2 separate regions of the Homo sapiens genome follow, and region 2 is linked to region 1. A link is an interaction called in ENCODE POLR2A ChIA-PET data of the cell type or tissue named here. Cell type or tissue: GM12878. All regions are shown on one strand. Each heading gives the region's core, and the rest is flanking DNA. Links, peaks and the distances in the headings are about the cores only.

Region 1 (12,170 bases), core at 4,171-12,170:
CTTTGAAACTACTGTCTGTGAACACTGATGACAGCAGAGACTGACTTCGTCCTCTCTGAAGTTTGTTAGATTGTGCCAGCGGGAAGCCCCCTCAGAAGAAGCAGGAAAACAAGAAAATAACAAAGCAGAACCATCCCTTTCATCTGCTGGATATCCATAGAGCAAAGAGGACAGCGTGATGGTGACCTGGGGTTTACATATTAGGCCCAATTGTACGAAGTTGCCAATATTTGATGGTTTTTGACCTACAAAGATGGTAATTCATACCTTACAGCTATCAACTGACAGATAACAAGTTACCATTTACTGATGTCTGACATACGTGATCTCGCTAAGGCCATGCAGAACCCTGCCAGGTAGACAAAATCATCCCCATGTTCATAAGGGGAAACGGAGGCATGCAGGTTCAATCATCAGTCCAAGGCTATCTGGCTTGTAAGCAGAAGTGGGATTTGAATCCAGGTCTGTCTGACTCTAAGGACCATGTTCCTCCATGTCAGATGCAGTTCTACCTCCCAAAAGTGTAAGCTCTGATCATAACAAGCCGAGAAAGGTGGACGGGTTCTCAACCATGCAGGAATCCTGTTTAAGAGGTGAGGCTGCTCACCATCAGGGCATGTGGTGAGAGCTCACTAAGAAATATCTCAGCACGAGTGAACATGCTTAACGGCCTGCTACTGAATTAATAACCAGATGAAAACTATTAGCAATGCATGAGTACAAGAAAGTAGAATGAGTAACAGTCTGAGCTTCCGTGAAGGCCAAAGAGAAAACCTGTCTACTCCATGTAGGGAACAAACCAGTAACACACGGGATTCAATGTGTGTAAAATCTTAGAATCTACTTATTTATTTAGTTATTTAGTTTTTGTTTTTCTGAGATAGAGTCTGGCTCTGTTCCCCAGGCAGGAGTGCAGTGAACCAATCTCAGCTCACTGCAACCTCTGCTTCCTGGGCTCAAGTCATCCTCCCACCTTAGCTTCTCAAGTAGCTAGGATTACAGGCGTGTGCCATCATGCCTGGCTAATTTTCATATTTGTAGTAGAGACGGGGTTTTGCCATGTGGCCCAGGCTGGTTTCAAACTCCTGAGCTCAAGCAATCCCCCTGCCTTGGCCTCCCAAAGTGCTGGGATTATGGACGTAAGCCATTGTTTCCAGCCAGGAATCTATTTAAAATGCACAACCAATTTAGAAAAAAGATTATTTTATACACTGCCTCTCTCCTATGGAGGAGTGATTCTTTTTTTTTTGAGATGGAGTCTCACTCTGTTGCCCAGGCTGGAGTGCAGTAGCATGATCTTGGCTCACTGCAACTCTGCCTACGAGATTCAAGCGATTCTCTTGCCTCAGCCTCCAGAGTAGCTGGGACTACAGGTATGCACCACCATGCCCAGCTAATTTTTGCATTTTTAGTAGAGAGGGGGTTCCACCATGTTGGCCAGACTGGTCTTAAACTCCTGAACTCAAGTAATCTGCCTGCCCCAGCTCCCCAAAGTGCTGTGATTACAGGTGTGAGCCACCACGCCTGGCCAGAGCAGCGAGTCTTAAAGTGTGTGTGTGTGTGTGTGTGTGTGTGTGTGTGTGTATGCGTGTGGTGTTAGTGTATGGGTGTGTTAGCGTATGGGTATATGATTTTGTGTCCTATGGGACATTTGGCAATGTGTGTATATATTTTTGGTTTACACAATTTGCGGGGATGGGGGTTGCTACTGGCATTTAGTGGGTAGAGGCCCAGGGTGCTGCTAAGCACCCTGCAATAAATAGGAGAGCTCCCATAGTAAAGAGTTACCCATCTCCAGCCCCAAATGTGGCCCCTCAACTACAGTACTACTGTTGAAAAATTCTGCTATAGAAAATGTCAGTCTACAATGAGAATTAAATCACAAAATGGGGCCTGGTGCATGCCTGGCATCCCAGGCTCACGCCTGCAATCCCAGCACTTTGGGAGGCCAAGGCGGGTGGATCACCTGAAGCCAGGAGTTTGAGACCAGCCTGGGCAACAAGCAAGACCCTGTCTCTACAAAAAATACAAAAACTAGCTGGGCGTGGTGGCATGCACCTGTGGTCTCAGCAACTTGGGAGGCTGAGGTGGGAGGATCAATTGAGCCTAGGAGGTTGAGGTTGCAGTGAGCTATTATCACGTCACTGCACTCCAGCCTGCAAGACAGAGTGAAAGTCTGTCTCTAAAAAAATAAAAATCAAATCAAATCACAAAATGGATCTTACTCCAGTTAAAACAGTTGATGCTGAAATGCTCTTATTTTCTAAAGCCCCTTGTTGCTAGCCCACTATCAAGATCCTCAGCAATAGGTACAACAGCTAAAAGAGAACTCTCAGCTGGAAGCTTGAAGCAGGTATGGAGAGTGCTCTGCTTACCAGATCGAAACAGAAGAGTGTGGCTGTGACACAAAGAGTCCCTCAACATTTGTGTATTTCCCTTTGCTAATGAGCAACGCAAGTGTTTTCATTTTTTCGGTTCCTCTGAAGCTAGCCAGCCATGGTGATATAATGATTCACACCTCTGCCTTACTCAGGAGTGTGCATGATCGCCAGGGCTTTGCTGCTACGTTAGTCTTACTTCCAGGCCACATCTACATGGGGAAGTCTAGGGGTCTTCCCAGCCCCACAATGACCTCCTCAAGAACTCAAGTATCATTATTCAAGGCATGACTGAAAATGCAGATAATGTGGGATTATGCAGCGTGATTCCTAGGTAGAGAGGCAATTTTGCATCTAGTTTAATGCAGAGATTAAAATAATTTTCCAACTCGTCGTTGAAGACAAAGTTAGCTCTTTTTCATGGTGACACAGGGATGTGGAAGTTTCCCAGCCAACAAAAGGGGCCTGTGCAGGTCAGGTCTTCCTGCTCTGAGCCTCCAGGGCTGAGTACTGTGTAGTAGGAAGTACATTCCTGCTCTATCAGAAACATCTCGAACCTTTCTGGGAAACTTGCTCATGAAATAACACTTTCTGAATTCGGTTCACTGGGCCTATGGCCATCTACCATATGACTTTCTTTAGGAAAGCCCAATTTTAGAAAATCTAATTTAGCCAGAGTATGGTGTGTGCTTATGCGTGCTCCTAAAAGCTTCCTTTTTGCCCAGGGATTCATTCATTCCAACTTTAAATAGCCAGCATCTTAGCCAGCATATTAAGTTAAAAAAAAAAAAAAGATTTGACTGACATCAAACTTTTCAGAAATTCTTCTAAAGCCAGTAGGTAACTTCTGCAAATGCTGGGGCCCCCTGAATTATTTAGAAGCTTAATTCCTGGGTGACAAAATAATCTGTACAACAACCCCCTCCCATGACACAAGTTTACCATATAAGAAACCTACACAAGTACCCCTGAACTTAATATACAAGTTAAAAAAGAAAGCAAAGGTGAAGTGGAAGAAAGAACAAGACAATAGTGGGGAAAAGGCGCTGGGGTGTTTATCCCTGCCCTCCTCCCGCCAGCTCCAACCCTCTCAGGTGTCTTCGTGTTCCCAGTTAGAAAAGCAAATGCACAAACACGCCTGAATTCAGAGAGGACTGGAGGTAGGGGTTCTGACTTCAGGACGGAGTGAAGCAGCTGGGAGGCTCCTGGAAGACAGATGTTTCTGTGTAGAGTAACTTCAAAGTGATGCTGTCCAAAGGGTTCACTTGCCTCTTAAGGTGCCTTCTAGCTCCTCTCGTAACGGTTTGTTCTTTTATATTGAACTGTCATAAAAATAAAATATCTAACATAAATGTCCAGGGGTTTATTTTATTTATTTTATTTTTTTGAGATGGAGTCTCACTCTGTCGCTAGGCAGGAGTGCAGTGGCAACATCTCAGCTCACTGCAACCTCCACCTCCCTGGTTCAAGGGATTCTCCTACCTCAGCCTCACAAGTAGCTGGGATTACATGTATGCGCCACCATGCCCAGCTAATTTTTGTATTTTTAGTAGAGACAGGGTTTCACCATGTTGGCCAGGAGAGTCTCGATCTCCTGACCTTGCGATCTGCATGCCTTGGCCTCCCAAAGTGTCGAGAGTACAGGCGTGAGCCACCGCGCCCGGCCTATTTTTTTCTTTTGAGACAGAGTCTCACTCTGTCACCCAGGCTGGAGTGCAGTGGCGCTATCCCCACTCACTGCAACCTCTGCCTTCTGGGTTCAAGCGATTCTCCTGCCTCAGCTTCCTGAGTAGCTGGGACTACAGGTGTGCACCACCACGGCCGGCTAATTTTTATATTTTTAGTAGAGACAGGGTTTCACCATATTGGTCAGGCTGGTCTCGAACTCCTGACCTCAAGTGATCCACCCGTCTCAGCCTCCCAAAGTGCTGGGATTACAGGTGTGAGCCACGGTGCCCAGCCATGTCCAGGGGTTTAAAAGTAACACTGCAAGAGCCCTCAACTCAAAGCAAGGGTCCCACAGACCAGCCATGATACCACAGAATCACTGGAATTAGAATTCCAGATAAGAAACATCACTCCCTGGAACCTGTGTCCTTTCTGACTCCATTCTGTCAGAATTCTTACTAGAAAGAAGACATGATTTTTTGGAAGGAGCAGAGGGTTTAAATTTCACAAGAGATGAAGGAAGCTGACATGATCTGAGAAAAGTGATGGTCCCCTGAGGACTCTGGAACCAAACTAGTCTGGTTGCAGCTTGAGTGTACACCCGCAACCAGCCAGGTGCCAGAAAGTTTGCCCAGGTTCTCAGCCTGGCTGAGCATCCTTCCAGAAAGAAATGAGATTTTGAGGTCTACGATGAAAAATCTCTACAGAAAACTCAAGAGGCAGTTTTCAAGAGACGTCGGCTTCTGATTGGGCTGGGGAGGTGTCTGGTGGTCTCAGGACCCTGTCTCCTGCCACCCATGCTTGGGAACATTTCCTCAGCAGACCTGAGCCCTCGTGCCTCTGCCAAGTCTGGTCCACTGAGTGTGCCTGTGTCTGGCTAAAGATGGCACCAGACACCTTTCCTTTTGGAAGCCCTGGACTGGATGCTGGTAGGTCACCCAACCCCACTGTCCCTGCATCTGACCTTGGAATGATACTTCAGTGAGAGAAAGCAGGAGCAGGAGAAGTAACTGATGAAAGCTAACATCAAAAGCCTCAGACCCAACTCTAAGAGGCTTTCCAGGAAATCCCCAGGAGATGAAAGCCAGGCTTGTTCAGAAAGTCAGAGATGCAGATGAGGATGCAGTGCCTGGAACCTGCATTTGTAAATGTTAGTGGGCCCATAAATGACTGCTTGGCAGTGGCAGACAGGAAGAGGAATGTGGTATGCTCCCAACTTTGGCTGAATTTTGCACTGAGTGTAAGGAGATTCACCCGTGCCTCCCTGTTAAAGTCACCATCATCTAATAGCCTTTGTGCAATCTCATTGACACCCACTGGCTGAGAAACCTGCCCCATGGCTTCCTCTAGGTCCTGTCTCACTCACCAACATCAGAATCTTGCTCCAGAGTCCTGCCCATGCTCCTATTCCCCCCAGCACATAGTTTTGTTTTGTATCTATAAATGAAAATGCCATAGAAACCCAAGGGAGGGAGAATAATCTAGGAAATATGTCCGGGGTCCTGAGCTCCAGGCCTTGGGCAGCTCAATGATGCACCACTGGTTTCTGAATGTAACTGCACAGCAGAGTCACCTGTTTGCAGCATACCGAAAACCAGATTCTATGTTTGTCCATGCTGGGGGTAATTCTGGAAGGACACATAGGAAGCTGGTAACAGCACTTGCCTCTGGGGAGGGGAAGTGATATTTAGTAGTTTTAAAATCCACTTGTTTTGTTTTCTTATATTGTAAGAATCACATATTAAGTTTCAAAAAAGCAGTTTTAAAATGATACATCTTAGAGATCTTTAATGTCATACAAATATAATTTTACCTTTTTCTTTTCATTGGCTATATAGTATTCCCCAGTATGGCAGTGGCTTTATTTAACCCAGGGTTTCTCAACCTTGGCATTACTGACATTCGGGGCTGGATAATTCTTTGTTGTAGGTGGCTGTCCTATAGGTGGTCTTATCACAGCATCCTGGCCTTTACCTACGAGATGCCAGCCTTTACCCACTGCCCACTTACAACAACCAAAAATGTCTCTAGACATTGCTGTAGGTCCCCTGGGGGGCAAAATTGCCTCTGGTGGAGAATGACCTACTTAATCTTTTATTGGTGGGCATTCAGCACATCTCCAGTTTTTCATTAATACAAACAGCGCTGCAAAGAATTAGATGTACTTCTTTGTATCTGTATGAATATTTCTTTCTTTTTTCTTTTGAGATGGAGTCTCTCCCAGTCGCCCAGGCTGGAGTGCAGTGGCACAAGCTCCGCTCACTGCAAGCTCTGCCTGCCGGGTTCACACCATTCTCCTGCCTCAGCCTCCCGTGTAGCTGGGACTACAAGCATGCACCACCACGCCCGGCTAATTTTTTTGTATTTGTAGTAGAGATGGGGTTTCACCGTGTTGGCCAGGATGGTCTCGATCTCCTGACCTCGTGATCCACCCGCCTCGGCCTCCCAAAGTGTTGAGATTACAGGCGTGAGCCACCGTGCCTGGTCTCTGTATGAATATTTCTGATAGACTCCTAGAAGTGAAATTACTGAGTGAAAGCATATGCACGTTTAAGATTTTGTTGTTTATTACCAAAATGTTATCCAAAAGAGATACCTGTCTCCCTCCACAGGGAATCTTGCCAACACAGATTAACAGTATTTAAAAAGAATGGAAATAGTATCGTACTATTTAAATTTTCATTTCCTTAATTACTAGTGGATTGGATATCTTTTCATATGTTTATTGGCTACTGCCTTTTCACGTTCTTGGCCTAATTTTCTATTGCTTCCATTTTTATTATGGATTCAAAGAACTCTTTATATTCTAAATACTAACTTACTTAGTCTCTTATAGACATTGCAAATATATTCTCTCCATCTCTCATTTGCCTTTATTTTTAGTCTTTTGTTTGACTAAAGTTAAAAGTTTTTATACAGTCAAATCTATGCATCATTTTTTATAGTTTCTGGGTTTTGTGTCTTGTTTTCTATCTCAAAATTACTTAAAAAAAAAAAAAAAAGAAAAGAAAAGAGGCAATAGGTGTAATCTCAGTGCTTTGGGAGGCCAAGACAGGCAGGAGGATTACTTGAAGCCAAGGGTTCGAGACCAGCCTGGGCAACATAGTGAGACCCGCATCTCTACAAAAAAAAAAAATTTTTAAAATTGGCCAGGCATGGTGGTATGCACCTGTAGTCCCAGCTACTCAGGAGGCCGAGGCTGGAGGATCACCTGAGCCTAGGAGTTAGAGGTTGCAGTAAGCTGTGATTGGGCCACTGCACTCCAGCCTGGGTGACGAAGTGAGAACCTAATTCATAAATAAGTAAAATAGTCCCCTACATTAAAAATAAATATTTGCTTCCTTTAAAAATATACATACAATTTTTAGTTCTTTAGTCATCTGGGATTTATTTTTGTATTATTATTGTTATTATTTTTTGAGACGGAGCTTCACTCTTGTTGCCCAGGCTGGAGTTTAATGGCATGATCTCGGCTCACTGCAACCTCTGCCTCCCAGGTTCAAGTAATTCTCCCACCTCAGCCTCCCACGTAGCTCGGATTACAGGCACCCACCACCAGGCCCAGCTATTTTTTTTGTATTTTAGTAGAGATAGGATTTCACCACGTTGGCCAGGCTGATCTCAAACTCCTGACCTCAGGTGATTCACCCGCCTCGGCCTCCCAAAATGCTGGAATTATAGGTGTGAGCCACTGCGCCCAGCCTGGGATTTATTTTTGTAGATGGCATGAACTAGGGCAAATAGTAGGGTTCTGATTGTATCCAATCAGTCAATCGATTGTATTAACCTATCTTCTGGACAGCTCACTTTTTCCCCATTGGTTGAAATGCCAACTTCAACACTGGGTGAATGAATGGTTCCTGGGCTCATCCTGCCATCCTCTGTGACAGCTCCATGACACTCTTGCATTTAAAAAGCCCATCTCCTTCCTTCACTGGTCTGTAGGCCTTTAGGAGAGAACCATGCTGTGTTTTTGCCAAACATCAATTAGGGACCCAGCACAAGGTCCCTTGTGACCAGGAGAAGAGGTGACTTTTGGAGGCTGCCCTCAGAACATCTTTACACTTGGTAGAATGTACTCATCAAATGCCCCCGGAGGGTGCCATTCAGGCTCTCCAGGCAGACTACCAGGGTGTGGCTGTGATGTAGGGATTCAGGTTCCAGATTCTTGGCTCGTGATGGGGCCAGAACATTCTCTGCTTGTTATTCAAGCCAGGCCATGTTCTTTTCATCCCCAACCGATTTCTCACAACAGGTGCAGCCCAGACCGATGGTCTGTACCACAATCACATCACTGATTCACCACCGTACTTCACTGGCAAAGGTCATCAGGATCACATTTAGAAAGTTCGGGCTAGAAAGCTCAACTTGTCAAAAATGTCACTGCATCCAAAAGGGCAAGAAGCAAAATTGACACTTATTGTGTAGCAAACCTGGTGGTTTGGTGCTTGTGTTGAACTGAACTGAAATCACAAATTTTGGTTTGCAACAAGCAATGGTTTTTCTCTAGCTTGTTTCTCTTTCAGTGTCTGACGCAATTTCCTGGTTTCTTTTGGGGCTGACTAAATTTCAAGACTGCAAAAAGAGCATTTTCTGCTGCTCACTCTTGTCATCACTACAGGAGGACATAATTCTTTAGATAGGCATGGGAGCGAAAGGACGGGGCTGTGGACGGTCATCTCCACAAGAAAATCCCTGGAGGAGTAGGTCATCAGAGGGGACCAAGGGCAGCTGACACAATGTGGGGATGGCACAGGGCATTGAGGGTTGAACCCCAAAGAGAAGGGTATCTGCTATGGCTATCAGCATGAATCCTAGGATGACAAGAAGAGCAAAAGTAATCACTAACCCTGATTGTACGCTCACCGTGCACCAAGCTCTATGTGCCTTACATCTGTGTGGCCATCTTATCCTCACAAGCTTACAAGGTAGGCACTATTACTCTCCTCACTGTACAAAAAGGAAGGTGAGACACAGAGACATTGAGTGATTTGAGCTGATCCTACAACTAGTGCATCCGGAGCCAGAGCTGGGACCCAGGCAGCCCGGCTCAGCAGGCACCTCTTCAGGGCTGCTGCCTCTTGTTGCCATAGCAATGATGTCCCGCACCATAGAGGCTGTGGCTCCAAAGGGTACCCCAGCCTCACCACTGGTTATTGACATGTGGTCACCAAAAGTGAACAGCATAGAGAGGAATGGGCGGGGAAGATGTCTGGGGGTCAGGGCCATGGGAACCCCCAGGGGTGAAGGAAGCACTCGCTGAGGCAGGGCAGAAGGTATGGAAGGCCAGGAAGTGATTTGGGAAGCCTGTGGTGGGAGGAGGCAAGTGGAGTGGCAACCATCTACTGAATACCCGCTAGGTACCAGGCAGTGCAATGCTGGTACATTTAATCCTCACAACTGTGGCCAGGTGGCACTCTGCCCAATTCACAGATCTAAAGAAAGTGAGAACCAAGGGCAGGTCACTTGCCCAAGGAAGATCACCTAGATGGCAAATGGTGGAACCAAGAAGCAAATCCAGGTCTATCTGAATCCAAGGCTCAGAAGAGGGAGCATATCCCAGAGGGAGGCCTCAAGAAGCGAGCTTGGGCTGAAACAACTCGGTGGTTTGAGCTTGTACCCACCCCCAGGGTAGGAGGTGTCTCCTCTGAAGTCAGCAATGTTGACCGGGCTGGTCTTGAACTCCTGGCCTCAAGTTATTTGCTCACCTCGGTCTCCCAAAGTGTTGGGATTACAGGCGTGAGCCACTGTGCCCGGCCTGAAATTTTTAACTAAGTTCATCACAACAGTCCTAGGAGGTAAGTACTACTATCATCTTTTTATGTGGAAACTGAGGCACACAAGGTCAAGTAATTTGCTCAAAGTCACACAGCCAGGTTAAGGAGCCAGGCCTGGGACCCTGGCCTGCAGCTGCAGAGTCCTTGTTCCTAACCACTATGCTGCTCCATTGCAGGCTGCACTTGCTTGTATACAGAGCCCCCTGTCCCAGCTTCTGGCCTCTGTTTTCAGTCGAGGGCCTAAATTCTGTCTGGTCCCACCTGGGAGTGAGCACTGAGAGCTGGGTGACAGAAGGCAAGTCCATAGTTTAACACTGCCTCAGATTCCCTCACACTGGCCAGCAGGGCTCTGGGACTCCAACTCACAAGGCTCAGCCCATTAGATATGTTGCTCATGTCAAGTCTCTTGCTTAAAAAAAAAAAGTGTTACTCCAATTATAGAATCAATACTTGCTCATTATAGAAATTAATTCAGGCAGGTGTCTATTTAAGAAAACAAAAATTACCCATAATGCTACTCCTCAGAGATAACCACCTCCCCTGGCATTTCGAGGTATTTCTTTCCATGTTTGTATGTTTCAAGCACATACGTACTATTTCCTCTTTTCAAAAACGGGATCATACTGTACATATAGTTTTATCCTCTGCCTCTTAAAAAGACATTTTCTCATTTGTAGGTGCCACTCAATTCAATCATTCTGCTTCAAAGCCCTTATCACTGCCCAGGAAGTTGTATATTTTACCTGTCTGCTTACTGTCTGTCACCCCTGAACGTAAGTTCCATGATGATCTGTTGTGTTCACTGTTGTTTTCCCATGCCAGAAACCTTGAATGGTATATTGGTTCTCCATAGATATTTGCTGAATAAGTGAATGAATGAACAAATGCAATTTTATATCCTTTTATGGCCCAGGCATTGTGCTAGGCGATGTTCTTACTCCCTCTCCACGTACTGTCTAGAGGAGAGGTGAGTAAAGAAACACAAAACCATCACCCTGGTGCAAAGTCTTATCTCTAACACGTGGGATGACAGCAGCACGTTCACTCTCTCCTGTCCATCCTGAAACAAGTAGGGGCTTTACACTCAGAAGCAAAGGGTCATCAGGAGAGCTGTGTCACACACACACACACACACACACACACACACACATTCAGATGTAGATCAGGCCAGAATGATGCTTCAGTTGGAGACAAGCAGGCTACTAAGCGCACATCCCATCGAGGCTGCCTCTGACCCACTGCATCATCAACTGTGTGTACAGTCTGACCTTAAGTGCACACAGCAGAGACTACATGGATTCACTGTGGTGTCCCTAGTGCCCAGCACATAGTAGGATGTCAATAAGTCATGTAGAACTGAATCTGGGGTTGAATCGAATTCTCAACAGTAAAAATGGCCAGCAGGCTCAGTGCAGGCTCTCTGGGGTTTGTAATAGGGAGCAGCCCTGAACACATGTGATTTTATAAAGGCATAAGCAGAATGGGGATGGCCTGAGCAGGCACCGCCATGACAAGCAGACACGCTGGCCAGCAATTTATACACATTATGTAATGATTGCAGATGAGATGAAACAGCGCAGGATCTGCTTCACAACAATATGGGAGCAAACAAGTACGAGGGATCTTTTGGGGGGGGTGTGACAGAAGTGTCAAAAATTGGATTACAGTGATGGCTGCACAACTCTATCAGTTTACTAAAAATCACTGAATTGCACACACTTAAAAAGAACGACTCTTTTGATATTAAGTTGTATCTCAATAAAGCTGTTAAACAATAACATGGCAGTGGAACCACAGCTCCACAAGGACTGACCATGAGTTGATGATTGTTGTAGTCGGGTGACAGGTACACAAGTGTTCACTGTGCTATTCTCTCTACTTTTGTGCATAGCTGAAATTTTCCATAAAACATTTTTTTAAAAATACACTGCTCGGCTGGGCGCAGTGGCTCATGCCTGCAATCCCAGCAATTTGGGAGGCCGAGGAGGGTGGATCACAAGGTCAGGAGATCAAGACCTTCCTGACTAACACAGTGAAACCCCGTCTCTACTAAAAATACAAAAATTAGCTGGGTGTGGTGGCGGGCGCCTGTAGTCCCAGCTACTCGGGAGGCTGAGGCAGGAGAATGGCGTCAACCTGGGAGACAGAGCTTGCAGTGAGCCAAGATCGCGCCACTGCACTCCAGCCTGGGCGACAGAGTGAGACTCCGTCTCAAAAAAAAAAAAAAAAATACACTGCTCCAGCCAGCCGTGATGGCTCACGCCTGTAATGCCAGCACTTTGGGAGGCCAAGGCAGGTGGATCACTTGGTCAGGAGTTTGAGACCAGCCTAGTCAACATGGTGAAAC
Region 2 (16,340 bases), core at 3,691-11,690, 60 kb before region 1:
AGTGATAATGTGGCCTATGGAACCCAGTAGGATCTGGCCTTATCTTTCTCCCAGTCTCCCTCTAGGTGGTTCCACACTGGCCACCTTTAATTTATTACGAGGCATCAGGGGCTCTTTCCTGCCACTGTTCCTTTGCATAAGCTGTTCCTTCTACCTTCTTCCTTCTTCCTTCTCTTCTCTTGTCAGCTGTCACATGATGATTTTTAGGTATTAGCTGTATTTCTCTGCAGTAAAGCTAAAATTTTCTACGTGAATAGTAGAACTCTTTAGAACAGAAAAGAATATTCATCTGAAGCTTTTTTTTTTTTTTTTTTTGAGACCGAGTCTTGCTCTATCGCCAAGGCTGGGGGCAGTGGCGCAATCTCGGCTCACTGAAACCTCCGCCTCCCGGGTTCAGGCAATTCTCGTGCCGAGTAGTTGGGACTACAGGCACGCACCTCCATGCCCGGCTGATTTTTTTTTTTTTTTTTGGTAGAGACGGGGTTTCGCCGTGTTGACCAGCCTGGTCTCAAACTCCTGACTTCAGGTGATTTTCGCCCTCCGGGCCTCCCAAAGTGCTGGGATTACAGGCGTAAGCCACTGCGCCCAGCCCATCTGAAGCATTCTTGCTGCTCGAAAAAAATCATCTGTATTGGTTTGCTGCCCACAAAATCTCCTGTTTTCAGTTGCCTTTATTATTTTCTTTCTAATAAAAAGTGGCAAAGCTAAAGTAAATTTTCTGATTACCTTCTTATAGTTTAGTAAACTGTAGTTTCGTATCTTTGGAATAGAACATAACCAGTTTCCTTCCTTATTGCTGTTATAGAAGAAAACATGGAACACAACCAGAAATTTTTGTGGTAAATGTTATACTTGGACACAGAGAAGATGAATTTGCCTTAAAAGATCGTTAGACTATTATTAGTTCTCCATCATTCATAAGAAGAAATGGAGAAAAAATAAAAACTAATATCTCTTTATGAAATCCATTTATTTGTTTATGGGGAAATTGTCATGTTACAGGAATGCTTTCTTTAATGTGGAGATTTAAAAGTACTTTTTCATTACTGCCTTTCACTTTGATGGTTGTCTTTTTGTTCCTTTGTTTGTTTTGATAATGTCTTATCTCTTCACAGTAACAGTATATTACAGGAATTATCCAGCAAGTCCCAAGAAGGTTACATATGAAGTCGGTAAAAGTTGTCTTCCAGCCTGGGGCTATAGGCAAGGTCTTTGCCTTAACTCAAATTCTTCCTTTAGATAGATTGGTTGTTTTACTTTAAATGTTTAATTTTTTTAAAAAACTAAACAGAATTGCGAGCTCCAGTAAGGAAACAACTGTAATGGAGAAACCCGTAATCAGAAGAGGAGGTGTTTTAACAAGGGACCTGCAAACCCTGTGAAATTTTATTCAAAATATTGTACACTTATATGTTTGAGTATATTATTCTGGACCCATAAATCTTAACAGAATCTCAAAGATCCTACAAGAGAAAAGCCTGCTCTAAAACTTAAAAACCAGACATTGTGTATATACTTAGGAAATTCTTACATTAGAGTCTTCGGAGGTTGAATTGAATTACCTCTGAGGTTCTTTGCACTCTTAAGGTTTTTTTTTTTTTTTCAAACCTCTGAGGCTCCATGGGGTTTGCTATTACAGAACTGAATTGAATATTGAAGGGATAGAGAGTGGAGCCTGTACACAGAGGAGATTAGAGATAAAAGAACGTAACTTCTCTATCTCTTGAAGTTAACATAGCTGTGTCTGCCATTTAGATATGACCTAAGTTTTGTTAAAACCCTAAGCATCCCCCAACTACCATCCACCCTTCCAGAGCTTAAGAAGAAATACTCAGTTGAGAATTTAGTGTAAGGAGTTACTGGAGTCCTAACTTTATGCAGTTTTTCAGTTTATACTATCCTTAGATTTGTCCACATGTTCATGTTTTATTTTGTGAATGTTTTTGAGGGAGTTTTTGTTTTAAGGGGAGAATTGACGTTTGGTAACCTAATTGCTTGCTGATACGCTGGTGCAGTGACCTAAATATGTGGAATTTTCTGTGCAACAAGCTCCACATTGTATCCATGCTGTCAGTTGACTATCCTGATAGCTGCACAGTACTGGAATTCTAGTCGCTCATCTGGCAAGCAGTTTTAGAAATCGCCAGTGATTTTTCAATATATTACATTATAAATAATGTTACCCTATAAGTACCAAGAAACAGATTACTTGGAAGCATTTCTTATATTGATGCTCTTTTCATTATTTAAATATGAAAACTGATGTATAGTAAATTGAAATGTTCTATTTTTACCTTGAGGAAGATCCCGTAATGTCAGCAAATTATATCTGAACCTTTGTAAGAGTAAATATTTGCCTAAGGCAAGGGAGGCCTGGCCTGTTTCTTCAGACCAATGGATTTTTAAATTTGAACTTTACTTATAACTACAAAGTTTTTAATAGTAAAGTTCATTAATTTATAATTCATATCATTTTGTAGATGGAGCTTTATAATTAATGGCAAACATTTAAAAGTTCTTTTTATAAAATATAAGTAGTAGACTGTTAAATTAATGGAGAATTCGTATTTAATATAGTGACCGTTTTAAGGAACACTTGAAATTTCAGAAAAGGTAGTGAAACTGAGGCCGGGTGCGGTGGCTCATGCCTGTAATCCCAGCACTTTGGGAGGCCGAGGTGAGCGGATCACAAGGTCAGGAGATAGAGACCATCCTGGCCAACATGGTGAAACCCCGTCTCTACTAAAAATACAAAAATTAGCTGGGTATTGTGGCGTGCACCTGTAATCCCAGCTACTCAGGAGGCTGAGGCAGGAGGTGGAGATTGCAGTGAGCCAAGATCGTGCCACTGCACTCCAGCCTGGCAACAGAGCGAGACTCCATCTCAGAAAAAAAAAAAAAAAAAAGAAGGGGTAGTGAAACTGAAATGGAGAGATAGAGGCAGGATAGTAATTATCCAGTGTTTAAATCACCAGAACTGTAAGATCATGTTTTAGTCACTGAGACTTCCCAAATCTGTTGATGTTAGCAAATTGTTTTTAATGTATGATTTAATACATTAAAGGAAATATACAGAACTGTGGGTTTAACTTCAAAAAGCCAGTCTTACAGGGAAGACCTACACAAACATACATACTCGTAAAAGGAATTTAACAAACAGTATTTCATGGGGAGAGAGGAAGTACAGAGTGGGAGTCAGAGACTTGGGTTCTTGTCTGTGCCGAGCTAACTTGGGGCTTAACCTGTCAGTAGCTTAATTCCATCTTTGTAAACGTGGGAGTGGGAGACTATATCCGCTAAGGGCCCTCCTGACATTAAAAGCTTGATAATTCTCTTAATTATATTTGGGTAAAATTTTATGTCATTAGAAGGAGTTACATTGGGTATACAGTTGTTAAGTACTTAGCTTAATATTCAGTAAGCAATATTTAGTATGATGACTTCATGCTATTAAGAACAAAACTGTTTACCAAAAAATAATAATTGAGCCTTTTTACTTATGGGTTATGTTTACCATGAATTTCTTAGCTAATTCAGTGACATTTTTTCTCTCTTCCTATTTTTGACCACTTTGGCATTTAATGCTGGTGACCACTCATTTCTCGAAATTGTTCCTTCAGCTTTTACACTTTTTTTTTTTTTTTTTGAGACGAAGCCTCGCTCTGTCACCCAAGCTGGAGTGCAGTGGTGCAGTCTCGGCTCATTGCAACCTCTGCCTCCCAGGTTCAAGCAATTCTCCTGCCTCAGCCTCCTGAGTAGCTGGGACTACAGGCGTGCACCACCATGCCCGGCTAATTTTTGTATTTTTGATAGAGACGGGGTTTCATTATGTTGGCCAGGCTGGTCTCAAATTCCTGACCTCGTGATCCACCCGCCTTGGCCTCCCAAAGTGCTGGGATTACAGGCGTGAGCCACCGCGCCCGGCCAACTTTTACACTTTTTTCTTTTTAATACAAGAAAGTGTCTGCTTACCAAAAAAAAAAAAATCAACTAAAAATATTAAAATAAAACCACTTTCCCACCCCTCACACTACCAGGTGTCACGGTATGAGTAACAGTTTGGAGTATGTTTACTTGCTGCTTTTTAAGGAGTTTTTTCTTTCTTTTTTTTTTTTTTTTTTGAGACAGAGTCTCGCTGTTGCCCAGGCTGGAGTGCAGTGGTGCGATCTCGGCTCACTGAAAGCTCTGCCTCCTGGGTTTACGCCATTCTCCTGCCTCAGCCTCCCGAGTAGCTGGGACTACAGGCGCCCGCCACCACGCCCGGCTAATTTTTTTTGTATTTTTAGTAGAGACGGGGTTTCACCATGTTAGCCAGGATGGTCTTGATCTCCTGACCTCGTGATCCGCCCACCTCGGCCTCCCAGAGTGCTGGGATTACAGGCGTGAGCCACCGCGCCCGGTGTAGGAGTTTTCTTTTTTTAAAAACACTTCCTGTGGCTTGCTGATAAGAAGTTAGTTGCTCTTTTCCCTCCTACACTCGGAACTGTAGAATTCCTTTAGGCCCCACCCAATCCTCTGTTCCTCCTGTTTTCTAACCTACTAAACCAGACAGGTGTTCCCTCCTGCCTTCATCTAAACATCCATATTCCCTTGCATGATCATCACACAACCACACCCAACTCCTAAACCATTTTTTTCTTCATCCCCATCCAGTTAGGTCAGTTGCCTTATTATCATTTTTGGATTTACTATGCAAATTCTTGCCCTTATGAATATGTTCTTTTTCATCCTCCACCTAGAATTAGAATGTCCTCTGTCTATCCAGGTTCTGTTTGTGTCTCTGCCTGGTTTGAGTCCTGCTTTTCCACTCATCCTTCTCCGGCTCCTTCGAACATTTTCTTGAGATTTTCTAACCTACATATAATGAATGCTCAGTTAATGTGGTATAAAATATATTGTTATTATTGTTTCTTGTACATTGAGCTTATTACTCCATCATTTGTATCTTCCTATACGTAGAACAGTGTTGGAGTGTTGCTAGTTCAAGTACACTTTGAGCTAGCAATTGCATAATGCTGTGGGAGCTTACAAAGGTTAGTAGCCTCAGAGATGGGTAGGCAGAGAATTTTTTTTCTTTTTTTTTTGGTAGAGATGGGGTTTCACCATGTTGCCCAGGCTGGTCTCAAACTCCTGAGTCCAAGCAATCCTCCCGCCTTGGCTTCCTAAAGTGCTGGGATTACAGATGTGAGCCATCGCATCTGGCCGACAGAATTTCATATTGACTATAGCTTGTAGTGCCAATTTGTTGGCCTTTAACTTGAGATGGGAGCTAGTAAATGTCCACACTTTTTTTTTTTTTTTTTTTGAGATAGTCTCGCTTTGTCACCCAGGCTGGAGTGTAGTAGCGCCATCTTGGCTCACTGGAACCTCTGCCTCCTGGGTTCAAGCAATTCTCATGCTTCAGCCACCCAAGTAGCTGGGATTACAGGCATGCGCCACCATGCCCAGCTAATTTTTCTATTTTTAGTAGAGATGGGGTTTTGCCATGTTGGCCAGGCTGGTCTTGAACCAGGTTGGCCAGAAGGCCTCAAGTGATCTGCCCGCCTTGGCCTCCCAGAGTGCTGGGATTACAGGTGTGAGCCACTGTGCCCTGCCAGATGTCCATACTTAATATTGTACTCCTTGATTCTCTTAAGATGTCCAGGCAGAACCTGCTTCCTGCTATTGCTCTGAGGCAATAGGTCAGTAAGGTCAGTAGGAATGCCACCTGTTAATACGTTTGGAATAGGACTTGTAATGACTTGAGACTGACTGCTTCTGGACAAGCTGGATCCTGTCTTTTTTTACTGAAAGTAGACAAGCAGCCTATGTCTGTCCTACAGATAACCTTTTATTGCCATATAGCCTTCACACATGAGTGTGCCTAATAGTCTAATTGTAAAATGAGTGGTTCAGCTATTCCCAGACCCTAATTAGAGTTTTAGGCTGGTATCTTCTCTCAGTTAATTGACTTTTATACAACCGAGGTATATTTTGTAAATTTCTCAGAGAGAAACTTTTAAAACTTGGACAAGATTTAACATAGAGGCAAGAAAAAGGCAAGTGAAATGTTAGATATTTAGTATTTTATTAGACTATAGTCATGTTAGAACTCATCCTGTAAGTATGATTATAGGAGACTAAGGAAGTATCTTTACACAGTGGCCCTCTGGGATTTATCTTGGTGTTGTCACTTTATATCCTGTGGTGTAATGATTGGGAATGCCTTACCTAACACCTGTCTGAAGGAAGTTGTTTGGGACATGCTGGGCTATTTCATGCTTCACTAACTTACAGGAAATCAGAGAATGTAACCATTCATGTTACAATTAGACTATTTTTTTTCTTTTATATAAATTCTTTGCAGTTGTGGGGATGTATACATTTTGTATAGCCAGTAGAAGGGAGAGGAAATCCCTTAAAGGTTTGGATACCAGTATAGATTTGAATTACTATTTTTTAACTTTTTATTTTGAAATTATTATAGATTCACAGGAATTGCAAAAAAAAAAAGTACAGGGAGGTCCCACATTTGTATGTGCATGTGTGTGTAATTCTATGTAATTTTACCATGTGGATAGCTTTCTATAATTACCACCACAATCAAGACACAGAACTGTGCCATCAGCAGAGGCTTCCCTGTGCTACCCCTTTGTAGCCACACCTTTCCCCTTTCTCTTGGCTGCCACTAATTTGTTAGCCATCATTATTATTTTTATTATTCTAAGAATGGGCTATGAATGGAATCATGCAATATGTAACCTTTTGAGATTGGATTTTTTTTTTCCTTTGAATAATTCTCTGGAGATTCATCTAGGACATTACATATATCAAGTTTGCTCCTTTTTATTGCTAATATTCCATGGTATGGATGTACCACAGTTTGTTTTAACCATTGGACATCTGGAATGTTTCTAGTTTGGGGCTACTATGAATAAAATTGTTATAAACATTCACGTACCGGTTTTTGTACAAATGTTAAGTTTTCATTTCTCTGAGATAGTTGCCCAAGAGTTCTATTTCTGGGTCATATGGTAGATATATGCTTAGTTTTTAAAGAAACCGCTGAACTGTTGTTTGTCCCTTTTTAATGAAAATGTTTTGTAGGATAAGATATTTACTATTACTATGAAATGTATCTGTTGATTTTGGTAGCAATCTTGTTGCCATTAACCTGTCTGGTTGCTTCTACTGGCCTGACTGGAGTGAGAAGGGAATTCCCTTTAGCCTCTGACTTAGGTCATCAGTCATTTTGATGGTTTCGGCCCTCAGCAGGAAATTCCCTCAGCTTCCACAAAACCCACACAAACTGCCCAAGCAAAATACTCTTCTTCACTCTCTTCCCTTCTATTTCTAGAGAAGAGTTAGCCCCAAACCTGAGCCCTGAATCCTATCTTTAGAGAGCCATTTTTCTACCTATGTCTTTAGACCCACCCATCTTACTGGTTTCTGCCTAAGTATTTAAACATGCTCAGTTCTCCCATGTTGAAATTCCCTTCTCTTTGACCTCATCCACTACTGCCCTATCTGGCCATTCTTTCCCAGCCACACTTATTGCCTATGCTGTCTCTCCTTCACTGCCTTACCCTCCCCTTACTTCCCAATATACAGTATTGTAATCGAGCTTCTCTCCCTGACTACCCTGGAACTTTTCTTGCTAATGTCACTGGCAACCTTCTTATAGCTCAGTCTAAGGTAGGTGTTTCAGTGTTGTTCTTACTTGACCTTTAAGTAGCATTTAGCACTCTTGATTACTTGTGTGTTTGTGCATGTGTGTGTAAATACTTTTTTCTTGTTTACTACCCCTTTGATTGCTGCTGCTAGTTGTCCTTTGCTGGTTTCTTCCCCTCTGCATATCCCGTAAATCTTCAGATTCCTCAGATTTCCACATAAGGCTATCTTTCCTCATTTGAGTCATCTCACCCTCCCACTCTGCCAGCTCCCACATCTTTATCTGCATCTTAGACCTCTCCTTTGAGCTCCAGACCTTATATTCATTTGCTTTCCAACTACATCTTCACCAAACTCTTCCACAGACCTCCTCAATCACAGCATATTTAAAACTGAATTTCTTCTCTCCCTAGCACCCTTGCCTTTTAAAAAGAAAAAAACCTGACTCTTTTTTCAGTGAGGACCAGTATGTTAGTACCACATATACAGCAGTTGGAAGTAGTTAAAACCCACTTGCGTGTAATTGAGTTGCCAATTTAACCAGAGTTAACATTCTCCACTCACCATACCAAGCATCCTGACCTCACACCAGTCACCCACAGCCTGCCATGGCCAGTAGGCATCTCATTAGCACTCTAGAACTCTTGCTTCTGTCATCAGTTGAGTTGTGTTGTTCCCATACTGGTTTATGCTAACTATACTTTTATGGCCATACAGTTAAATATTACAAAGCTGAAACTGAGTGTTAAAATGAATTGTTTCTTTAAAACTAAATTGAATGCTTTGGAAAGACTGAAAGATAACTTACTACAAGATTTATCTGCCATGGAATTAAGGAAGAGCAAGGCAACTGTAAAAGGCTGGTAAAATAGTCTGACTCTAGAAAGATTCTGAACTCTGTTTCTCAAGTGTTTAAGATCTCACTTCACTTCAGATAACATCAGTCTGGAAGTAGTAGTCCATAGATGATGAAAGTGATTAATGCAGAAAACATGTGGAATTCGTCAGTAGACCCATAAAGAAAATACTCACTTCAGCAGATTGTTAATAAATGTGCGTTTTTAAGTTAAAATGTTTAAGGTACACATGTGTTATCTTGTGTTCCATATTATTTGTATGCATCTTGTCTGATATGAGCTTTTGCATCTTGTCTGATAAGAGCTTCTGCTGCATCTCTCAGTGATTGCCACTCTTCTCTATTGCTGCTCCCTAGTCGCTATTATTTGCCCTGATTTCCTACATCAGCTTCCCAGTTGGATGTCCGCCCCAAGGTTTGCCTTACCTCTGGTCCCTTCTCCATATTGTAGCCAGTGAGAACTACTGAAAGCATACACCTGATCATTGTCAACCTTTACTTTAAAATCCAGACTCTTAATTAACGAGGACATTTAGATCTGGCCTCAGCTTACCTCTCTAGCCTCATATACTAATTTTTGTGCTGCCATTCTCTTCCCTTAAACTCTATACTTAAGCCATGTTGATTTGACTCACTTTGACAGTTAAGTTGGAGGTCGGGGTGTGTGTTGTCTGTATGTTGGGTCAGAGGGCAGGTGCCATGCTCCCTCATTTCTGGCCTTTCTATATACTGCTTCTCTGCTGGGAATTTCTTTCCTTAATCTTTCATCCCCCAAACTGACTCTGTTCTTCAGGTCTCAGCTTTCTCCTTCAGGAAGCCTTTCCTGACCCCGCAGTTGAGCGTCTCTCCTGTGTGCTTTTATAACAATATTATATATTTCCCCTTTGCTGGCATTAGTACACGATAGGTTAATTAATTCTTTATTTACCTGTATTTCCTTCAAGGCGGCCAAACTGTAAGTTCTGTGTAGATAAGGTTTATTCATTAATCTTGTTTGCCATAGTCTCCTCATTGTAAATATTTGAGTAAACGTATTATTCAGAAACAGCTTTCTAAATACTGTAGATTCTCTGAAAAAACACTTAAGTAAAATGTTTTGCTTCATTTGTAGTTGCTGTCTCTGCTGGCCTTCATCTGTGAAGAAGTTGTATCACAATGTACTTTATGTGGAGGACTTTATTTTTTTGAGTTTGTAAGCTGCAGTGCCTTTCTTCTGAGTCTCCTTATACTGATTGTGTATTGCACTCCATTTTATGAGAGAGTTGATACCACAAAAGTAAAATCATCGGTAAGCATGAGAAAATATCATCCCTGTATTAATAGCTGTTTTGTAATCTGGCATAATTTTATTGTTCAAAGCAGTAATGTTTTCAAAACTCAGCAACATGAAAAGACAGTATCCCTTGTTCCAACTCGCTCTGCTTCTAAGCACCTCATTTTTTCCTACCAAGGGGATGGTAGAGAGGGAAAGTGAGATTAGAATGAGAGTGACAGACACTGCCAATAGTTTACAGTTATTGGTGGTTTAATGTAATTCACATTAGACTTAAAAAAGCCTAGGATTTTGTCACTTCTGATTTCTCACTTTTGAGTGTCACTCATTGGTTCTACAATTATTAATTGTGTGCCTTTATTATATGCCAGGCATTTATATGCTAGACATTGGAGATAGAGTAATGAACTAATGTGAAATATTTCTGGAGCTTTAAAATAAAACAACATTTAAAGCTTAAAGCTTCAGTGATTGGGGAAAATAAAACAACATGTAATTCTTCCTATATTTTGCTTTAATGGTATTATGAAAAGTTGTCTATAAGTGAATTAAGAATGCATTTGTTCCTGTGTTAGTTTGCTAGGAGCAGAATCCTGTTAGAACCAATGCCCTACCATCTTGAGGTGCTGTCATGGCTAATGCCATCACTATAGGAATTTCTATGACAATGACAACAGGACTCATTTGTTTTATGAAATATATATTAAGAGGATACAGATAATCCTTAGAATTTTTGTTAATTATATTTGTAGTCTTTGGACATTTTTCTTTTTTACAGATTAATATGCCATAAGATTTGGACTAGGGAAAAGTTCTCAAGTGTCTGAGCTGGTTGATTTATAGTTTGAATGTGTAAAAAAAAATGTATATATTCCAAATTCTGGCTGGAAAAATTTATATTAAAAAAATTACAGATTGAAATCATTTTGTCATTTCTTAACAGTGAAACAATATCACCATAAAAATATTTTTAGAAATGTTTAGTTTTTATTTTAATGCTGCATCTGTAGTGTTTAAAGCACACTGATCATTTTGACAAGAAATGGTATTATAATATTGTCCAGTGTAGTATAATGGTGTAACGTAAAAAAAGTAAAACCTTTATTATATCAAACTTGAGCATTTAAAAAGTCATTTTAGAGTAAATACTGGTTTAAAAATACTGAGAAAAAAGAAAAATTAGTCCATCCTAAAATAGCTTTTGTATTATTTTGCTGTATTCCTTTCAAGTCTTTTTATTCCATTCATAGTTTTAAAATTTAAAATATTTGTAATCATAGAACATATATTCTACTTTTTACCTAATATAAGGATTTCATGTTTGTTTGCAGGGTTTCAAAATCACTTTTTACTGTCTGCATATTAATACACTTAGGTTTTAAATATTTTTTCATGCAAGAGAGGTTTTCTGTTTTAGAGGAATGTGTTTTGAGTGTGTGGTACTGGTGGTGCCTAAAGAAGAATAACTTTTTTTTTTTTTTTGAGAAGTCTTGCTGTGTTACCCAGGCTGGAGTGCAGTGGCGCAATAGCAGCTCACTGCATCTTCCACCTCCCGGGTTCAAACGATTCTCCTGCTTCAGCCTCCCGAATAGCTGGGATTACAGGCGTGTGCCACCACACCCAGCAAATTTTTGTACTTTTAGTAGAGATGGGGTTTCGCCATATTGGCCAGGCTGGTCTCAAACTCCTGACCTCAGGTGATCCGCCCACCTCGGCCTCCCAAAGGAATAATATTTTTTAAGAGAGAATGTCTTCTATCCCATGCTATTGCAGTCGGAGTCTATTAAGAACAACAGTAGCCAACATTTTTGGGACGTTTACATTTATTAGTGGTATAGCTCAGATTTGAACTCAGGTAGACTGGCTCTAGAACCCGTTTATTGAACACTACATTATGGTCTAAAAATGATTGTCTTGTTTCAATTAACTTGAATGTATTCCAAATATTAGTAAATAGAATTTTATATTTATATGTAATAAATTTGAAATAATCAAAAGGATTAAAAAATAAAGTACTACAGGGAAACACCTTTTAGAAGCAGAGAAAACCTCTTTTTTTTTTTTTCTTTTTTGAGACAGAGTTTCGTTCTTGTCACCCAGGCTGGAGTGCAATGGCACGATCTCGGCTCACTGCAACCTTGTGCTTCCTGGGTTTAAGTGATTCTCCTGCCTCAGCCTCCCAAGTAGCTGGGATTACAGGTGCCTGCCACCACACCCAGCTAATTTTTGTATTTTTAATAGAGATAGGGTTTCACCATGTTGGCCATGGTGTTCTTGAACTCCTGACCTCAGGTGATCCACCTGTCTTGGCCTCCCAAAGTGCTGGGATTACAGGTGTGAACCACCGTGCCCGGCAAGAAAACCTCTTACATTTTATATAAATGTTAAGTGAATGATTGACAATTTAGGAATTCTGTGTTAAATAGTTTTATTGATTTTTTTTTTTTTTTTTTTTGAGATGGAGTCTCGCTCTGTCGCCCAGGCTGGAATGCAGTGGTGTGACCTTGGCTCACTGCAACCTCTGCCTCCTGGGTTCAAGTGATTCTCTTGCCTCAGCCTCCAGAATAGCTGGGACTACAGGCACCCACCACCACGCCCAGCTAATTTTTTTTGTATTTTTAGTAGAGACAGGGTTTCACCATGTTGGTCAGGCTGGTCTCGAACTCCTGACCTCGTGATCTGCCCGTCTCGGCCTCCCAAAGTGCTGAGATTACAGGCGTGAGCCACCGTGCCTGGCCAGTTTTATTGATATTAGGTTTAGTGGAGTTTGCAGTTCAGAAAACTCAAAAAGTATCAGACTTAAAACCCTTTGGAGTGGCTATCATTTTACCAAGTTTCCCTTTCTGAATCAAGTATATATGTCATTACTGTTTTCAGTTGGCATATGAGAGCCTTGTGAGGTAATGCCTGAGAGAGCACTTGGAAACCCATGAAACATCTCATGATTGTAAGCTGCATTATGATAAGATATGGAAGCTTTTATGTAGTAGATAAACTCATCATATAAGCTCACTGTAGATTACCCACTTGGAACAGTTGAAGGCAATGTGTTATTCCAGAAAGCTTCAGTGTCTAAAAAACACACTATTGGCATACTTCTATTTAATAACGGGTGGTTTTTAAAATTCTTTCTTTTAGAAAGTGCTTTCAAAGCATTGGAGTGCTCTCAGAGATGTCATCCTACCATAAAATACTTTGAAAGGAAAGAAAAATGCTTTTTTGCTGGAAGTAAGATGGAATTGTAATAAATGCTTTGGCTTAGATAATTTTAATATGTCCCAGAGAAAAAGAGGACACACACAAACACTTGCACGAGATACACACGAGATCTTTTCCGGGACTGTTTTTTTTTTTTTTTCTTTTTTTGGACTGGATAATAAAAAATGTCCCAGTTAGCTGGGACTACAGGCTCATGCCACCTCTCCTGGCATAGGGGATTGTTGTTATTAAAAGTTTATCTTGTAATGTGTTCTCTCAATAATCCCAGCCCAGTGTGGATACTGTTTTTTTACAGGGTATTTATTGAATGCCAGGCTTATTGAAAAGTTAGAAGTTTGGGTATGTAAGTTTGGGTTGTATCAAGAAAAACAAGTAAGTAGCCAGAGCTTTTTAAAGTTAAAAATGAAAAAGTTCATTTCCATGAATCTAACTGTATTGTATTCCTTTTGTGTTTTGTATGTATGCATAGGATTTTTATATTACTTTGGGAACAGGATGTGTGTTTTTGTTGGCATCCATCATTTTTGTTTCCACACATGACAGGACTTCAGCTGAGATTGCTGCAATTGTAAGTACCTTGTATTTTTAACATTGCTTATTTTTGTTTCCTTAGAAATATGGAATTTGGAGAGTACTTGACAAGTTATACAGCATGTTAGAGTTGTTTTTCTTATAACTTACTTTTTAGTGTAATTTTGAATAGAAGACCTACAAGCAAATCAATATGATAGCCTTTAAAACCTAGAGCCTATAGAATTTGACTGAATTTTGTTTAAAAAAAATCCACTTACTCCACATACCGTGTGTTATTGCTAATGGAAGTGGTAAAATTGACTTTATTATTTTATATTTCTCCACTTTCAGTTCAATAAATGCACACCTACATGCCAGGTGTTTTCTAGGTATGGAGAATATATGGGAGAAATGATTCAGAGACTCAGTCTAGAAAAGGAGACGGAAAAGTAAAATTGTAATGGAGTTTGTTAAATGAACCAATAGCAGTTGTTCTGAGACTGGGTGCCGTGGCTCAGGCTTGTAATCCCAGCACTTTGGGAGGCCAAGGTGAGAGAATCACTTGAAGCCAGGAGTTCAAGACCAGCCTGGGCAAGCAACATAGTGAGACCTCATCTCTATAAGAAGAAAAAAAAAAATAATAGAAAAAAAAGTTGGTCTAGACAGCAGTTTTCAGTGGGTTATACATATCCTTAAAGTTTCATCAGACTTTTCAAGGAGTATGAGGCAGAGATAGTGTTGAGGAAATTAATTTCCAGCTTTTAAACCTCCATATGTAATCTTTTTTAAAACTTGTATGTCTGAGAATTTATCTCTGGTGAAGGAGTCTCACCGGCACTTTTCCACCTTCCCATTCACAGTCGCCACCTACCTTGCCCCTCAAAAAGAAAAAAAACTTGCTTGTCCTGAATCTTGCTGGATTAGTTCCTTCTTGCCCTGCTATATAGAAATACCTGACACTGGGTAACTTATAAAGAAAAGAGGTTTAATTGCCTCATGGTTCTGACAGCTCTATAGGAAGCATAGCAAGGGAGGCCTCAGGAAATTTACAGTCATGGCAGAAGGCGAGGCGGAAGCAGGCACATCTTACATGGCCAGAGCAGGAGGAATAGAGAGAGTGGGGAGGTGCTACACACTTTTAAACAAGCAGATCTTGCAGTAACTCACTATTACAAGAACAGCGCCAGAGGGGGAGTCTGCCCCATGATCCTGTCACTTCCAGCTAGGCTCCACCCCCAACATTGGGGATTATAATTTGACATGAGAATTGGGTGGGGACACAAACCCAAGCCATATCACTTATTATGGTGGATTACCCTGAATTGTAAAACAAAAAAACCCTTGAGTACAACAAAGAGACAGTTGAAAATAAAGATCCAATTTTTCTCTGAAATTCTTGGGGCCAGAATTTTTTTCTTTTGGATTCAGAATATTCTGGATTTTAGAAAGGTAGTGCTGTACATATGCTATATTACACAACACCACTTGAGGGCCTGCGACAGTACCCTGTAATCTAACATTGGTATATCTGAAGTAAAACATATGAATATTTATAGTAAAAGGGATAAGAAAAGACTAAGTAGTCTTACTCCATGTAAATAGGCTTACTTTGTGTCAATTTTGAGCCAAGTGAATCATGAAAACCTTGAGTTAATGTAGTTCTTTGGGTTTCGGAATTGTAAATTAAGGATCATGGCCTTGGACTGGTAGCAGTGCTGTGAACTTGAATGACTAGCAACTGGACAACAAATCATCTTGCAAGTCAGCTGGTTTCCAATTAATACTTTGTTTTTAACAAAATTGAAGTTAGGCCGGGCGTGGTGGGTGGTGGGTCAACGCCTGTAATCCCAGCACTTTGGGAGGCCAAGGCGGGCGGATCAGGAGGTCAGAAGTTTGAGACCAGCTTGGCCAATATAGTGAAAGCTTGTCTCTACTAAAAATACAAAACTTAGCCGGGCATGGTGGCAGGCGCCTGTAGTCCCAGCTACTCGAGAGGCTGAGGCAGGAAAATCGCTTGAACCGAGGAGGCGGAGGTTGCAGTGAGCCAAGATTGTGCCACTGCACTCCAGTGTAAGTGACAGAGTGAGACTCCATCTCAAAAACCAAAAACAAAATTGAAGTTGTAATTAATAGAGTTGTCAGCTAATACATCATTAAAACTGCATTTTATGATAGAAAACTCAAAAGGAGTTCAGAGAATTGCATGGCTATATTTATCTATTCATATGACAACAGTTTCTTAGCACTTACATGTGTAAAAACAAAACATAGAAATAAAATTAACACTGAATCTTGATTCATTCTAGCAATAAGCAATATTTATTCATGGGTACATGAACCAATAGAAGAGAAAAATCAAAGTTTTAATAGGGCTTTATGGTTAATTTCAGTTTAGAAACATTTTTGTTGCAGAGGAGTATGAGATGGTGATCAATAAAATAATGAGTTTTTTAACTCATTTTTAATTTTAAAAAGCTCTGGCTACTTATTTGTATAAAAATACATTACTATAAAATTCTGTGGGGAAAGTGAAATGAAGTTGAGGAAAAATTGAGTTCCAGGGAAAAAATTTACAGCTATAAAAAAAATTTTTATATTTTAATTAGACTGTCCCAGTATTTATATTTCATTGGATATATTTAATAGTGACAGGTAGTTTAAAAAGCTGATATTTATAATATGCTGGAAATTACCTTTTGTAACTATTTAAATTATGAAAAGTTTTATAGACTTAAATGCATGAGGAAGTTCTTTTTTTTTTTTTAATTCAGAAGTGTGTGAACAAAAGAGCTAGAAGATGACTTGTGGTGATCAGAGACAGCTTCAAAA

Evidence for each region. ChIA-PET counts read pairs that join two places held together with the same protein. Peaks named below come from ENCODE experiments on the same cell type or tissue, not always from the same donor. Only the 100,000 strongest peaks of a DNase experiment are listed, where the experiment ranks them.
Region 2: POLR2A ChIA-PET joins it to region 1 with 10 read pairs; 4 of 35 experiments call an interaction of 5 or more read pairs at or near these places.

Annotation. Positions count from the first base shown.
Region 1 is chr3:32,429,485-32,441,654 of GRCh38, reverse strand. All of the region lies in intron 1 of CMTM7 (CKLF like MARVEL transmembrane domain containing 7), which reads right to left. Among named protein-coding and RNA genes, the nearest start is that of CMTM7, 44 kb to the right of the region's middle. RefSeq lists an enhancer at 4,359-5,040. In GM12878, for the core only: no CTCF peak of the experiment used is centred there; a DNase peak (open chromatin) is centred at 8,524; H3K4me3 peaks cover 813 bases; H3K27ac peaks cover 1,050 bases.
Region 2 is chr3:32,485,164-32,501,503 of GRCh38, reverse strand. CMTM6 (CKLF like MARVEL transmembrane domain containing 6) reads left to right here. Exons shown (of 4, transcript NM_017801.3): 2 at 9,618-9,794; 3 at 13,468-13,566. Among named protein-coding and RNA genes, the nearest start is that of CMTM6, 9.5 kb to the left of the region's middle. In GM12878, for the core only: no CTCF peak of the experiment used is centred there; a DNase peak (open chromatin) is centred at 7,323; H3K4me3 peaks cover 251 bases.